Linked DNA regions of Homo sapiens: region 1 is linked to region 2. A link is an interaction called in ENCODE POLR2A ChIA-PET data of the cell type or tissue named here. Cell type or tissue: MCF 10A. All regions are shown on one strand. Links, peaks and the distances in the headings refer to the core of each region. The heading gives the core; the rest is flanking DNA. Region 1 overlaps FOXP1 (forkhead box P1). Region 2 overlaps FOXP1 (forkhead box P1).

What was found. ChIA-PET counts read pairs that join two places held together with the same protein. Peaks named below come from ENCODE experiments on the same cell type or tissue, not always from the same donor. Only the 100,000 strongest peaks of a DNase experiment are listed, where the experiment ranks them.
Region 1: POLR2A ChIA-PET joins it to region 2 with 5 read pairs; 3 of 35 experiments call an interaction of 5 or more read pairs at or near these places.

The regions. Positions count from the first base shown.
Region 1 is chr3:71,190,451-71,195,834 of GRCh38, forward strand. The region is part of intron 6 of FOXP1 (forkhead box P1); the gene reads right to left. Among named protein-coding and RNA genes, the nearest start is that of FOXP1-AS1, 97 kb to the right of the region's middle. In MCF 10A, for the core only: no CTCF peak of the experiment used is centred there; no DNase peak of the experiment used is centred there.
Region 2 is chr3:71,426,718-71,432,101 of GRCh38, forward strand. All of the region lies in intron 3 of FOXP1 (forkhead box P1), which reads right to left. Among named protein-coding and RNA genes, the nearest start is that of MIR1284, 110 kb to the right of the region's middle. In MCF 10A, for the core only: no CTCF peak of the experiment used is centred there; a DNase peak (open chromatin) is centred at 2,274.

The DNA of each region.
Region 1 (5,384 bases), core at 227-5,226, 240 kb before region 2:
GAAAACAAAAAGAAAAACAACAACAAAAAAAAAACAGCTGGCCTGCCGTCCCAGCAACTCAGAAGCCTGATGGTGGGAGAATCGCTTGAGCCCGGGGAGGTAAAGCCTTCAGTAAGCCATGTAAGCCATGATCGCAACCCTGTACTCTCTGTACTCTAACCTGGGTGACCGAGCTAGACCCCATCTCCAAAAAAAAAAAAAAAAAAAAAAAGAAAAAGTTAAATGAAAATATGCAAATGATCAAAGAAATAAATTGCAGCTGTTTTCTAGTGGAGCTCACTTATGAGCCCACTTGCAACAAAGCTGAGACAAGGTCAGTATGGGAAACTCTTCATGACATTTTCTTGTCGGCAGGGGAGGGGAGATAATGTGGCTCTATTTTTATGAATCAAATCAAACACAGTATTTAGCAAAGGGTCTCTGGAATGTTACAAGTAACACTTCATAATTACAATAGATTTGAGTTCAAAGACAAAGTGATGAAAAGAAACTTTCTAACATGGGGTTCAATTCCCTACATAAACTTCCTTCTTGTGGCTCAGTGTACCACTGGCATTTATATTGCTATTCTTCTTTGTCATAAAAGCAGTCACCTTGTAACCCTTTTTATCAAGTAATCTATGCACTACCTAAAAGTACACTAGACTCCATCAGGCGAGCTATAGGTTTACATTATATAAACATTCCAATTCTGCCTGCTCAGCACTAGTTGTTGATAAACGCAAGCCATTGCAAAACAGCAAAGTAGGTTCCTTGCCTTCAGAGAGCAGATAGGACCTGCCAGTTCTGCAAAAACAAACTCTTGGCAATCACTGAAACTAATCTGTCAACAAATTACCATTAAAGTCATACCTCCTGAAAGTTCAAAAACAGACTTGTGAGTAGACAAGAGATAGGGCGTTCTTTTTTTATGATTATTTTTATTAGCTCACCGGTCAGGGCTTAAAATTATCTTTTCAAAGTGGCAAAGCTTTCTCTTGAAGTCAAGAGGGTACACTTCACTCATAATGAAATGTGGCACCTGGCTTTCTATTACCACATTCTCCTCTGTTACAGGTCTTTTTTCTTCTTTTGCTTCTTGTGCCATTTTAATTTTCAATGGAGAGATTAATGACACATAACTGTTTAGTAATCAAAACTTGAAAGAATTTCATACAAGGCTCAAATCACAAGTTACATAAATCTTTGACAACAATATTTTGATGGAAGGCAGGTCTAAACTAACAGAGTAGAGAACTAAATTTAGCATTCAGGGTGAAATATGCCTTTTCTAGAAACAGCCCCAAAGGGAATTAAGAACATGTTGGGGGGTCAGTGTTGTGGCTGCTTTTTCTTTATTTGTCAGAATTATCTGAATCCTGTCTCAGTTTTGTTTCAATTTGTTTGTACGGTTATCACTAACATTTTGGTGGCATTGATTCCTACACAAAATATTTTTGACCATCAATACTTTTCACGTTATTTGAACTATGCAAGGTCTTCAATAAAAGTGTATCTCAGCATAGCAATTCCTTTAAAATTACAGCTGGGTTTTTACCTACTAGCAAGGGAAGGTGCTAGCCCCCAGCACAGTACCTGGCCCCATGAAAGCATTCAATAAATACTAATAATACCTTCTTCTATGCCCCCTTTCTGGAAGTTCCCCTTCTAGGACACAGAGGTGCTGATCAGCTTTTCCCTGTCAGCATCAAGAGACCCTCCTTTCAGACACAGTCAGTCTCCAGCAGCTACAACGGGAAAGGCCAATTGAGGGCATTTCTAACAAAGTTCATAAGCCACCTTTTTCAAAGAAAAAAGTGGTAGAATGGTACGGCCAATCCAGCCATTGCTACCCAGTCTTTACACCTATAGATCCATACCATATAACCTGCGTCATTTCCCATAAGGTATGAAACAAGGCCAGGAATGGCCTCTGGAATTTTAATATGGTGCCCCAGAGGCCTATGGGTAAAAATGAGATCCAAAGAATGAGATGCAATAAGCACCTTCATCCAGTGGTGGTTGCTGCCAGTACAGACACCAACAGCTATTTCTTGCAGGCATTGTTTCTCACAGAGGCAGTTAAAAAGCTGGAAATGTTTGTGAGACAGCTTTCTTCTTCTACTCAATGTCCACCAGCAATTTCACTAACAAAAACTAATGAAGGGATGGATTTTGCCATTTTGAATGTGAAGAAAATAATTTTCATTTGCTTGTGTATTTTTTGTTTCTTGAAACAGGGTCTCAATCTGTCACCCAGCCCAGGCTGGAGTGCAGTGGCAAGATCTCAGTTCACTGCGGCCTCGACCTCCCATGCTCAAGGGATCCTCCCACCTCAGCCTCATGAGTAGCTGGGACCACAGGCATGTGCCATCACCCCTAGATAACTTTTGCATTTTTTGTAGAGACGAGGTTTTGCCATGCTGCCCAGGCTAGTCTCAAACTCCTCAGCTCAAGGAATCTGCCCGCCTTGCCCTCCCAAAATGGTGGGATTACAGGCATGAGACACTGCACGCAGCCTGCTTGTATATTTCTTTATGCTGAAAAGAAAAAAGTATTTCTACCCTCCTCCCCCACTTAAAACACTGATACTATGGTCCCTCAAATACCATTTCCCATGTTCAGAGGACCCTGGGATATCAATTCCTGATTCTCTCAGGTTCCTCTGGCACTGTATTTTCTACATCCCCTTTGTTTGTTGTTGTTGTTGTTGTTGTTTATTTGTGTTTTTTTTTTGAGACGGAGTCTTGCTCTGTTGCCCAGGCTGGAGTGCAGTGGTGGGATCTCGGCTCACTGCAAGCTCCGCCTCCCAGGTTCACGCCATTCTCCTACCTCAGCCTCCAGAGTAGCTGGGACTGCAGGCGCCCACCACCACACCCGGCTAATTTTTTGTATTTTTTAGTAGAGGCGGGGTTTCACCATGTTAGCCAGGATGGTCTCAATCTCCTGACCTCGTGATCTGCCCTCCTCAGCCTCCCAAAGTGCTGGGATTACAGGCGTGAGCCACTGCGCCCAGCCGTTATTTGTTTTTTTTTTTTAGACATATTCTCACTTTGTCGCCCAGGCTGGAGTGCAGTGGTGCAACCTTGGCTCACTGCAACCTCTGCCTCCCAGGTTCAAGTGATTCTCCTGCCTCAGCCTCCTGAGTAGCTGGGACTACAATCGTGCACCACCATGCCCAGCTAATTTTTGTATTTTTAGTAGAGATGGGGTTTTGCCATGTTGGCCAGGCTGGTCTCCAACTCCTGGCCCCAAGTGATCAGCCCGCCTCGGCCTCCCTAAGTGCTGGGATTACAGGCATGAGCCACCACAGACAGCCTCTACATCCCCTTTGAATGTACATAACTAGACTCTTTGCCTGAGTCCCACCCATTTCTCTGAGCTTCTTGCGTTCTGGGAAATGACTAATCTTTGACCTCCTTCAATGGTTCATTGGAAAAATTCAACCCGATGGGTCCTCTTTACTCCCCTTCTTCTTTTTCAAGAGAAGTTCCCTATCTACCGTTCCCACCTCCTTGCTAGTCATTTCACATTTTCTCTCCTTCTTTTACATTGTTAACTTAAAACATACTCACTGTCTTCTGGGCCACAAGACCCAACACCTTAAACCAGATGTCAAAGAAAGAAGCCACGGGAAGTAAACACTTTGCTTATCCACACTTTCTAAATAATACATGTTCAAATTCTAAATATGGCATATCTTAAAAGTTTTTTCTCACAGATTCCCTCTAAACTGCTCTCTTCATATAAAATGATAGCCACACCTCAGAACTGCAGCAACCAAAGCTCTCTCTATACTGACTTGCAGACAATAAAACTGCCAGGTGGTACCAAAAAAAAAAAAAAAAGAAAGAAAGAAACCCCACAAAAACCTCATCATTAAATGGAATGTTGTTAAGAAATAGCTGTTTTATTTAACAGCTATTCATTTTTATTGAATAAACATTTTCTAGTATGCATTCTGTTAATTGACCTGACAGCATATGCTGTATATGGAGAAACTTCTAAACATTATGCTCTATGTAATATGCTTATCTGAAAAAGCTCTCATTTGCAGCAATATGGAAATAAAATTCTGCTTTCTAAAATTCAAGACTTTTAAAATGCATTAATCCACACAGTTTATGAAATTGTTCTGGACATTTTAAAATCCTTTCTTTAAGGAAAAAAAAAACTTTAGTAATTGCTAATAGTATTTGTTGCTGAGTTTCATAATGGAGCAGTGCACATCCAATACAACTTTTACAGACATAGAAATGGTGCAGGGATAATAGGAAATAAAAAGCAGTTATGGTATCGGGTAAAGAATTACTCAACAGATAAAAGAAAATGTTCAGAAACTCTATCAAATTATATTATTAGAAAACTATTGTTATAATAGTTTCATGGCTCAGACATAAATAGAGTTGAAACATTACAGAGATAATACATTTAGTCTTGAGGAAGAAAGACAGTTTGTGAGTGTGTTGGCGGGCTCTACCAGCTAATGGCAGCACCTCTCTTGGGCTGATGGCTTCTGAGTGATGAGTCTACCTTCCAGCCCAGAATCGCCAACTCCGCTACCTAGAGGCATAAATGAGCAATGCTGCTGGTGGGAACGAGAGCAGGCTGGAGGGCTCCCTGTCTTCAATAGCAATTCATCTCCCAACAATTGTTGCCGTTGTGGGACTATCAGCCCAAGGTTACCAGATATTCTAATTTTTCAAAAGAAGATGGAAAAGCCAGATTTGCCCCATTTCTCTAGGTTGTCAACTAACTAATTTTTAGAAATGACAATACCATTTGAACGCAATTAAGCCAACCTATAAACAAAACTCACTATGGAACTAGTGCACTCCATAGTGAATCTTTGTCAGGGCCCTCCCATTCTGAAAACGGCATTTGCTGTAATTTGTAATTATCTTTGATAATATGAAGCAAACATGGAAAGGTTTGCATTTATTTATTTTATATCCTGGCACTGAGTAAAAACTCTCCCCGTATCCTCAATGATGGTATTGGTGCAACTGGAAAATCCTCCAACATTCAATATAACACACAGCGTAATTAACTCGTTTTTATACCAGGCCCTTTTAAGCCAGATCTTTGTGTTCCATGGACTTCTAACATATTTTACAGTTCTAATTCTCTTCCACTGTCCTACATTAATCAAAGCTGTAACCCCTGTTGTCTTTGTACTACGGAATCTGAATGTGCCCCTGGCGAGGAATGGGGGAAAAGTCAACAGGAATTAAATTTCAGTGCAACTGTTTACTCAACTGTGGCCTGCAGTTATTGAAATTTTATCCGTGGTTTTGTGTGACTACCGCAGTAATGAATTCAGCATGGCTATGATTTTCTCACTGCTGGTATTCTCACTTCAAGTAAAAACCTGTAGAATAAAAATGATGAAAACAACCATAGTC
Region 2 (5,384 bases), core at 91-5,090:
CTTCTTGGGAAGTCCTTCTAAAATAGTTCCCCTTCTTGCACTGTCTCTTAAAACATCAGATGCAGCCAGGCGCGGTGGCTCACGCCTGTAATCCCAGCACTTTGGAAGGCCAAGACAGGCAGATCACAAGGTCAAGAGTTCGAGACCAGCCTGACCAACATGGTGAAACCCCATCTCTACTAAAAATACAAAAATTAGCCGGGCATGGTGGTACATGCCTGTAATCCCAACTACTCAGGAGGCTAAGGCAGGAGAATCGTTTGAACCTGGGAGGCAGAGGCTGCAGTGAGCCAAGATCGCACCACTGCACTCTGGCCTGGGTGACAGAGCGAGACTCCATCTCAAAAAAAAAAAAAAAAATCAGATGCATTTTTTTTTTCATATAATCACCCCAATTTATGCTTTTATGTCTCTCTTGGTTTATTTATTATTTGACTCTTCCCTTAACAGATCATAAAGGCAGGAATCGCAGCTGTTTGGGTCACCACCATATATCTAATATGTAGCCCAGGGTCTGGCACAAATATAGTACTCAATCCATGGCTGCAGAATACATGAATGAATAAATGGATACAAAACGGAGAAGGGAGACAAAGCATTTCACACAGAGCAAAAGGAGCAGGGACACACGCGCAGGAGAGTGTCAGTGATATTAGAGGTATCCTACGGAGAGGGTCTGGCTGCAGCGAAGGGCATGTAAAGCGTAAAGCTAGCGAGAACTGGAAACCATGCCGCAGATGGAGTTTGCAAGGAGATCACAGAAGGCCCCGGATGCCGGGCTAGGGAGCCTGGGCTCTCTTGTGAAAAAAAGGAGCTACTGAAGGTTCTGAACAAACACACGTGATATGATTTGGGTTCTTCCAGGAGGGACATATAAAGGCAGAGTTGTCAGCCTCAGGCTATCACAATTGTATGGACAAAACATACCAAGGACCAGAATGAGAGGAGATGCTCAGGAAGGAGAATGATACAAGCGATGGACGGAAGTCACAGGATTCAGGAACTAAGGGAACATGAGGGGTGAGGGGTCAAAAACAATAAAGAGGATGCCTGGCTTTCAGGCATGAATGACTGGACAGATGAGGATGAAATCAGCAAATGCAGGCAACCCAGGAAGATGAGCAGGCACCAAAGAAAAGATGACAAATCCCATCTCAGAAATGCCTATGTGGAGATCTGAATGAAGGTCAGGGGGGATTCTTTGTGAAAATATCTTCCAGGAACCTGAAAATGAATTCCAAGAAAAAGATCAGCTCAAAACAGGGCTATCTCAGAGTCCTCTATACTGAGGTAAAGAGTGGAACTGGGAGAGAGGAGGGTAAATTAAGTCAGAAACAAGTCCCATCTTCAGGCACTGCTATCATAGCTTTTAATCAAGTTGATAAATACTGTGTGATAAGGGAAGAGCCCTTTTCCTCCCGTAGGAGGGTGAGACTGTCCCATCTACATTCAAAGCCCTCATACCCTCAGAACAAGGCATTCAGGAAGAAAAGACTGAACATCATTCTGCCCAACAGGACCATGAAGATCAGGAAGATATTATGAAGCAATTCTGGAAACTGTGTCTCCTGCCCGCCTAACCTCCAAGTGGGACACTCTGTCAAGTCCTCTGCAATCCCTTTTTGGTTTTAAAAACGCCCTTGTTCCAAATGTTTCCTGCTGTAACCAAATTAATGGGAACAGTACAGATATGCATGCCAGTGCAAAATATGGCAGCAGTAGAAGTTGACAGAGCTAATTTCCAATTGTTTTGGCAAAACAGCTTGGTCCACCCCTTCGGGTTTGGAAAGCAATCAGCTTATTAGCAGAGAATGGGCTACTGTATCTTAACAAGTCTTGTTCAGAGGCCTGCCTTCTGGTTTTTAATGTCATGAGAAGTCCCTATTGAGAGTCCATTGTTCTAAAGAGGCCCCCCTATGAAATGTCTTTCATGCCCAAGGTTTGAAAAGAGCCCTTCAAGAAGCAGAGTCATAAAACAATAATAGTTAGGCAGGTCATGAGATTCAAAGGAAATTAAACATTTGTGATCCCTACAATGAGATGTGGCCTGGACACACATACACACAAAAGAAACTTGAAGGGGAACATTGGAAAGAAGGGGTTAAGCACACACTTCACCTTGGGCTGCAACTGCTCAGTGAGCTCTCCCCACAACCTGGCTCGGCCAGGAGGCACTGCTGAAGCCGGGGCTTTCCTGGCCCTGAGGTCCCGTTCAGCTCGTCCATTCTACTGTGCAATTACAGAATCAATAAAACATCCCTTTGAAACTCCCTGGACTAGTGCCGACATGCAGACAGTAGTCGGCTGACATTTTTTGCTATTTCCGTTATTACAGCCGGCAAGCACGAGGGGAAGGCATCAGAACCAAGGCACAGGCTGGGGACGAGAAGGTGGATGGGAGTTCCGGCTTCATGCAGGCTGCCCTCATGCTCTGCATGGCCCATGGAGTTATCACCCACAACCTCGCCCATGGGTGGGGGCAACCAGACCAAGGTGACATCATTCCCAAGGGGACACTGAAGGAAAACTATGGGAGGGTCTGGGTTCTGTCTGTCTTCACCCTTTTTGGTGAAGTGTGGGGAGGAAGAACAGCAGGAAAAGAAATTATTCTTTAAGGAAAAAAACTTCTTGGACAGGCTCACCTGAGAAACACTTTTTTTTTCTTGGTTTGCTCTGAGCATTTCAGGAATCAAAGGCCTGTGCCAAGAAGCAGGCAGCGAGGCGGAACTCAGCACTTGTGTGTGCTGCTCGTGAGAACTTGGGGGTGGGGGGGCGGGAGGGGGGGTACTGAAACGTCCCTGTCCATCTGTTGATGTCTGGGTGGCAGAAAATATTGAAATAGAAATAGAAAGTTAGAAAAAGCTTAGGAGCAAAACCTGAAAGAGTATTGTATTTGAAAAGGAAATGTTAGACTGATTGTATAAAAATGGAAAAACAGAATTAACATGTTCCATAATGATTCGTCTGTGTTAACTAAATATTGAGCTAAAATTTGGTGAAACCCTCAAAATAAGACTTTCCGAGGAACTCGTCTTCAAGAATCACCGTCATTGAAAGACAGCTAAATCACCCCACGGTGCCTGATCTCACTCACCTGGTTGGTGGCTTTTTTCATTCACTTTATTAAATACAATCAAAAATGATGTGTGGTTTATTCCTCACTCTAAAACCTCAAGACAAGCCCATTACCAGCATTCCTCAAACATATTTGCATATCCAGTGAAAAACAAAATTCAAAATCTTTCCAAGCTACTTCTGCTCTACTGGGAAGCTAGAAAAACTGGCAACTTTCGGAAATGAAGATTCCTTTTTCCTCCATCCAAGCTCACACAGGAAGTGATACGAGAGGTTTTCTCAAATTGCCTTGCTACAATGACCACAACCTCGACAGAGAAAGACCACCCTGGGAATGAGACAATTCAGGTTTTTTACAGGCTCCCTCCTGACCATACCCCAAAATAGCCAGCCCATACCACGGAAAGCCTGACTCGAGGACTTTGCAGCGTGAGCGATTTCGGCATTGCTAACTCAATCCGACGGTCCTTACTTATAAAATAAAGACCACAGCCATGCACACACAGTAAAATGAGCAGGCGCAAATCTGGTGCAGTATTGCAAGCCGAATGAATAATAGTACAAAATATCAGAAAAAGAAAGGTTATGAAATTTTATAACAGATGACAAATTGGTAGCTTTTCCCCACTTTTCTGGAATGGATTCAGTAACAGATTTGAATCTTGGGTTTTGATGCTTGTCTGTGATATGCAGGGATCCCAAGTTCAAGAGGAAAGAAAGAAAAAAAAAAAACAGGAGTCATCCGCATGTTACTTCACTTACAGTAGGGTCCATTCTTTACCATTTATTCTAGAAATTATTTGGTTCCTTATTTAACCTGCTTTGATTTAAAACAACATTGAATTTTAAATTTTCAATCTCAGGGTCTTCTATACTTCAAGCTCCCAGACTTATCCCTAAAAGAGGAAACTACCTGCCCAGATTCTAGGAAAATAAAGAGAGAAAGCATCTCATTCTGCCACGTTGGAAAAGAGGCTTAAACTCTGCCTTATGGTGTCTGTCACCCAAACTCATGGGCTGTTGGGGGAGGGGAGGCGGCGGGGGGCAGGCCCATGTTTCTATGGCAAGAATGGCCACAGGGGAAGGCCTTACAGGTCACTGACTTTAGAGCAACGCAGTAGCCACAACCACCGGGAAATATGGCACCTGTACCAATGGGCCCCTCCAATTTATATGAAACACTTTCCTAGACATTCTACCCCACCACTTTGATTTTACTGCAACAAAGCATTTAGAAGGTGCATGGTGGACAGAACCAGGCAGGGAGGTGAGTGGTGGAAGATGAGCCGGTGGACATGTCCCTTGCGTGCATGCAGCAAGCTCAGGCAATCTAGGGAGGCAGGTCGATCTGCAAATGAGCCATGCAAAGACAGCACAGACAAAAGGAATCCACTCTTGAGGAGTATCACAAATCTCCAATGGGAGCAGAGTTCAGTGGCCGTTCTCTGGTTGGTGGGCAGGAAATCAGGGAAGGCTTCATGGATGAGGAAGCCTTATTCTCCATAGACAGAGTGCGAGAATAAGTGGCAATGTGTGAGAAGATGCTTGCCCAGGAAGTACCTGTGTGGTTTTCTCAGCGACTTAACTTTTCACTCCAGTGAATACTCCTAATAAGAGCTGGCCTGGATGACTCAGTGCTCATACCATGCTAGGCACTTAGCTAAGCTACGAGCTTCAGGCACTCAATTCTTACCATGACTTTTGCCCAATTTACAGATAGAAAACCTGAGGGTCCAAGAGATCTGGTAATTTTCCAGGGTCGCGAACCAAGTAAGTGGCGAAGCAGAGATTCAAACCCTGGTCCATCTGGTCCCACACAGCCCCATTGCCTGGTTTGAATACTTACTACAACTAAACATATTTCCAAAGGTATTTGCTAAAGTTAATAGAAACTTCAGAACTCCTACCTGCAAACTCATTTCACAGGCAACAAAACACACCAAAGACGAATGGAGACTAACTTTTCCAAGTCACCCGATGACCTTGGGTCAAATTCAGAATCCAGGCCTCCTGGCTTTTTCCTGACTTTATTTTTCTTTCCAGGTATTTATTCTGACTTCATTGTGTAGTGTCTATGGAAAACCAAAGCTATAGAGTGATTTTTTTAAAAAGACTAAATTTAAACACCATCATATGTGCAATTCCTGTTGCCGTGTTGCCCCTGGGTGTCATTCTGTGTTGCATCTGAACCATCAGAGAAGCAGAGAGAACCTATGACCAAGCTGCAGGATCCCTTAAGGCTGCTAGTCTTTGAAAACCTATTTATGGCAAGAATTTCTTAAGGGCCAAACAATGTGCCAGGAGCACTC